Linked DNA regions of Mus musculus: region 1 is linked to region 2. The links are chromatin contacts, found by Hi-C or POLR2A ChIA-PET in ENCODE. All regions are on one chromosome and are shown on one strand. Each heading gives the region's core, a stretch centred on a gene start or an enhancer-like site at or near the end of the contact. The rest is flanking DNA. Distances are from core to core; before and after follow the strand shown. Region 1 has its middle 51 kb from the start of Gm34076. Region 2 holds the start of Fxn (frataxin).

Region 1 (2,700 bases), core at 9-2,508, 310 kb before region 2:
TAGGTTCACTGTTAAAAACCTGCTCACCTTCTGCAAGCAGGCTTGAGGCACACAGGCAAAGCAGCTCACAAGACAATTCTCCTTGCTTGGAAGTCTCTTGTGCCCTGCCCCCTCTCTCCCTCTTGTCCTCCCACCCCCAAGTCCACTGTGAATTCCTCTTTTTGGGTTAGAATCCACACACAGTATCTAACAGGCACTGGAAAAGCCTCTGCAGACCTGGGGCCTCCAGCCACTTGGCAAGAGCAGGACGATGATTCATCCTGAATGTTTGCCTCTTGCCTTTTAGTTAAGGCAAAACACAAGAGAGCTTGCCAGCTACTGGGATAAGAGGAGCTCCCTACTCAAAAACCATAAGCCTGAGGCAAGGCGTGGGTGGCAGAGCTTCCTACTCTGAAAAGGACACAGACTGCAGATTCTCTCTTGGAGCAACCTCTTAATCCCCTGGCCCTCTCAAGTTTCCTTGTTGGATGCTCAGACTCTACCCTGATGTACTTAGTCCAATTTTAGTAAGAAAACTGCACCCTTCCGGTCTGACCAATACCTCATTCTCTGCCTGCCTTCCATCTTCTCACTTTGACCTGCCTTCTGCAATCATTTGATTGAATTGATAAATCAAGAATTACCCGAAGGCTGGGAATGTGGCTCCATAGGAGCAGACTTGCCCAGCGTGCACCAAGTTTTGGGTTCTAACCCCGGCAACAGGACACTACCACCACACACCCTACTAGAAATCTCTGTCGTTGGGCTGAATCTGACCTCTCTCCCTCACTACAGACCCTCTTGAATAAAGTCACACCTTGCCTTAAAAAAAAAAAAAAAAAAAAAGAGCAGTGGGACATTTACTTTTGTTTTTTCCATCTAGACCTACAACATCAATAGATATAAATAAATTCTAGTGTTTCTTGTTTTTATTTGGGGTGGGAGGCAGGAGGGAAATAAAGGGTTAGAGAAAGAACTGAAAACAGGTGACCTCCTAATTTTTCTTCTTAACAGGGAGTACTGCCATTCTGACAGCAGGGTCACCTACAGGTCACATTTTGAGTTTATAACAACAGCATCCTGTGAAATTCTAAAGGAGAAAATGTTTGCTTCTTTTGACACATATGCCCACCAAGCGCACCTTGCCTTTAAACCTTTTTTTTTTTCCCTGTTCTCAATACTTGTCTCCTTGCTATGACCTGCATGCACTACCTGCCAAGGTGAACAGCATTGCCCTCTCTCTTCTTGCTTATCTTTGCCTCCTCAGCCCCTGGCCCTCTGCCTAGGAGCCTGTAGCTCAGTAAATACCTGTTGAGTGACTAGCTGAGTGAAGTGGAAGAAAAGTGCTGCCTTCTGGCTGCAGGCCTGACTTGCTTTTCAGAAGCCCCAGGGAGGAACACCTTGTAAACAAAGATGGCTGTGTTGAGGCCTTTTCCAGGGGCTCCCTCAGTTGTTCTCAGCTGTGGCAGCCCAGGGAAAGGTGGAGATAGGCTCCTTTGTTTTGCCTCAAAATCTCCTCTCCCGTGGAGAGGCTGGAGGCAGCTCCAGTTCTTCTGATGTTGAGGGATTTAAAGAGCCTTGGACTTTGGCACTGCAGGCCTCTCCAGGGATCTTCAGTTACTCACAGCCTCCTATACAGAGAGGAGGTACCGGGTGTGTGGGGCCAGTGCCTACTTGCTCCTGCTCCCTTCCAGTCTCCTCTTCAATGTCCAGGCGAACACCATAGAAAACCGGTTCAGGGGAGACAGGTGACTTAGACTCAAGTGGGCCTCAGACCAATGCAAACCAGTGTAACCCAGAAACAAGATTAAGGTCAGAACACAAACAGAGGAGTTTTGAAAGTTAATCTGAAAGATCTTTTTTGTTGTTGTTGTTTTGTTTTAAGGCTGAGCCAGGGAATCTGTAGATCCTGCTGAAACCCGGACACTCAAGAAAGCAAACAAAAGCAAGGAGGCAAGGGCAAACTGGTTAGGGCCAGTAACTGCCAAGGTGAGTGTCAATCCAACCAGACTGTCCTTGTTCCAAGGAGCTTCAACAAACCTTCCCCACCCCCAGCCCCTGTCGTGTGTGTGTGTGTGTGTGTGTGTGTGTGTGTGTGTGTGTGTGTGATGCCAAGTGTGTGCAGGTGCCCTCTGAGGCCAGAGGGGGCATCAGATCCCCTGAAGCTCCCAACATGAAGACTAGAAACAGAACTCTGGAAAAATAGCAGTCACCCTTTACTGCTGAGACATCTCTCCAGGCCAGCATGGTAGACTTTAGATAATAAAATCTCGGTGGAGATTAGATTAACTCCTATACAAGGACAGACACATTTTGAATGATGAGCAATGTGTCCCCCAAACCTATTCTAACCCTTCCCCATAGAAATAAATACACACGTTCGTTCGTGGCTGATCTGCAGATGAAGCAGTCTCCCATGGCTCTTAAGTAAAGCGATGTACTCCCCTGCAATAACCGTTCACTTGTCTTGTACTTTAGACCTAGCCGATGCTGACTTCTAACTTACATGACACAAAGGACCTGCACAGCGGATGCCATGACTATGGACTATAATAATTTTAAAGGGGGTTGTATTATGAAACTATAAAAAGACATGGAGGAAGCTGAGGTGCGTATGTCCAACTGAAAGAAATTGCTCAAAAGGCTACAGACACACGGTTGCAACCCTACCAGGCATGGAAAAGATGCTTTCCTACAAAGCGCCCATCCTCACCTGTGCTC
Region 2 (2,700 bases), core at 175-2,674:
GAGCATAAAGATGGACCGACTGTATTTGCATTGTACAGGCGAGGAAACGGAGATGCCAAAGACAAAGTTGCTCAGGCTCTCAGAGATGCAGAAATCCAAAGTGCACAGCTGCAACTGGAGCCCAGCTGTCAGGCGCCAGGCAAGGGAAGAACAGGGCAGTAAACATCCAAGAAAGTGTTTGAGGAAGCATGGGTTACAGGTTCGGCCCTTCAAACCCTAGCCGTCTCTCTCTCTGACCAGTCCACTTTTGTTTGTTTTGTTTTTAAACTTTCTTTTTCAGTGTTATAGAAAGAACCCAAGAACTCTTGAACGCTAAGTGACCATGTCACTGCTGAGCTACAAAGCTAGCCCTATTTTTATTATTGTTTTTTATTTTAATGACAGGACCTCAAGAATCCTAAGCTGGGTTTAAACCTGTAGACATTATTATCCCACAGCCTACTCCACCTTTGTCCATAGCTCTCCCCTTCCTAGAATGCTCCCCAGACCCGTTCTTTGGCATCTATCACGGCCCTCTCCGGAAAGCCTTCCTTCACCCTACTGCTGTCTTTTCAAGCCACGGAGTAACAGATTCTGTTCTTTGCATCTACTAAGAACCGAGACTTATCTGAAGTGCTAAGGCCTTTGCGAATACAGTTTAATTCTCCCGCCAAAATCGCAAAATGGGTGTTACCCTTTAATCTCCTCGGAACAGAAAGCCAAGCCCTGCCCCCAGACAGTTAGGGTCTCCCCAAGGTCACAGGGCTCTCCAGCGCCGCGCAGTCAGAACGTGGAACCAAGATCCCCTCATTTTCCAAAAGCTGGACTCTAGGGCTCTGCTGCTACACCTGTGATCCCAGCAGAGAGGAGGCAGGAGGATCACAGGATTGAAGCCACTTTGGGGTACTCAGCCAATCCTAGGCTAGCCAGGGATACAGAGTGAGGCAAACAAGCAACAAAAAGCCCTGCTCAGAGCAACTCCACAACCCCATTAGTCTCACGCCCTGAAAAAGGCAACTTCGGAGTGCACACAATAATAAACACGCCCTGCTGCACACGCTATACATCCTGTGTTAATTACGGAAACTCGTCTTTTCCCATCCCCACCGCCAAGGTCCGAAGCCCGCGCAAACACCGCGCGCGCCCTGCACCCAAACGCGCGCGCAACCAGAGCGACTCGGCGCGTGCGCGCTGCGCGTCCCCGGCATAGGGGCGGGCGCGGCCTGCGCTCCGGTGTGCGGCCCGGCGAAGCGCGTACTCACGGCGTGGCGGGTGGCGCCGGCGTTGACTGTGACATGTAGGCCTCGGCGGCCGCAGGTTACGATCGGTTCCCTCCAGCGCGGGTTCCCGACCCAGGCGGAGGCCCGGGACGCCGTCCGGGGCAGCAAGCCCACGGCTGCGCGACCTCCGAACGCCCACATGCTACTCCAGCTCCGCGGCCGCTCCGCCCCGCGCGAGGACTCGGTGGTGCCACCTGGTGGCCGTGCCCCCCCCCCGCCCCCCCCCGCCCCCCCCCCCCCCCGAGCGCCGCGGCTGGGCTCCTGCGCGCAGGTCCAGCACTACAGCCCTGTGCAGACCTTTAACCAGAACCCAGAACCTGCTCTGCGCCAAACTCGCAACGTATCCCTTGGGCAGCACTAGTGTGTAAACACTGACCCCTGCAAGTTTATTCGCTGACAACAATTTTACAGAGTGGTAGTGGGTGATTCTGAAGATACGCTGGTGATCAAAATAGCTTTGCTTAAAAAACAAAACAAAACTAGTTCTAACAGCTAGCTTCAACTGCCCGATCATCTCAAATTCCGCATCTCTTAGGCAATAGAAGTACCAGGCAGCATGAATGGAGGAGGGGCTTCCGTAGCCCCAGGCTCAGCCGAGGAACTATTGGTTGCTGATGGCTATAGGATGAGGGAGGGTGAGTTTTCTTCTGGGATATGGCCTCTGATTGGCTGTCCTAGCTCCATGGGGATGGTCCTACACTGTATACACTGTTAGGGCTAAGTGGAGTCGGTTTAAAAAAAAAAAAATTCAGAGCGGTGGTAGTGTACACCTTTAATCCCAGCACCCGAGAGGCAGAGTCAGGTATATGGAGTTCGAGGCCAGCTTGAGCTACATAGTGAGTTTCAGAACAGCCGGAGCTACATAGTGAGACCTAGTCAAAATAAATAAGTAAATAAACAAATAAACACATAAATAAATAAAAATTTAAAAAGGAACATAAAATTGGGAGGAGGGGTGGGGTGGTTCGGTAGGAGTTGGGAGTGGCAGGTGAGTTTGATCGAAAACACATTGTATACATGTATGGGATTCTGAAACAACAGTAGGAATAAGGAAGTGCCCGGCTGAAGTACCCGAATGCTTCTTGGATGAGGAGTAGTCAGGACTGGTGATTGGTTCTCCTCATAGCTGTTTTTTTTTTTTTCCCCCCCAGCAGCCCCAACAGGTTCCTCACACTCCTGGTAGTTCTCCTGGCTTTTATGTCAGTGTGAGAAGGAGTCTGTGCATTGTCTCGGGTTGCCATTATGACACTGGAGAACTCTGAGCTTCAAGAGTTAAGAGACAGTGTCAGAGGAGTCTTTTGCCTCCAGGGTCTCAAGAAGGATTGAATGACAGCAGCGGTCAGCAGCAAAGCGTTTAAGAACATCCTCCATGTACCACCTGACTTGGGATACTATTGCTTCTGATTTCCCACAAAAAGCCACAAAGGAAAGGGGAAGTTTG

The links. Hi-C counts contacts between places; a loop is a spot of excess contacts on that map. ChIA-PET counts read pairs that join two places held with the same protein, here RNA polymerase II (POLR2A).
Region 1: a map of gastrocnemius shows a loop between it and region 2 (2.8-fold over the local background). The contact joins the enhancer-like site here to the promoter of Fxn in region 2. A Hi-C loop is called at or near these places in 6 of 37 maps with a recorded cell type or tissue (Patski, gastrocnemius, heart and 1 more). POLR2A ChIA-PET finds 5 or more read pairs at or near these places in 2 of 5 experiments (both embryonic stem cell).

Annotation. Positions count from the first base shown.
Region 1 is chr19:23,967,050-23,969,749 of GRCm38, forward strand. No RefSeq gene overlaps it. Among named protein-coding and RNA genes, the nearest start is that of Gm34076, 51 kb to the left of the region's middle. Within about 2 kb of position 1,259, at least 2 of the 3 ENCODE cell types and tissues checked have a DNase peak (open chromatin) inside an H3K27ac peak, as active enhancers do; they include gastrocnemius and heart, where a contact is called at or near this core.
Region 2 is chr19:24,279,166-24,281,865 of GRCm38, forward strand. It overlaps Fxn (frataxin), which reads right to left and starts at 1,425. Exons shown (of 5, transcript NM_008044.3): 1 at 1,242-1,425. The coding sequence starts at 1,400.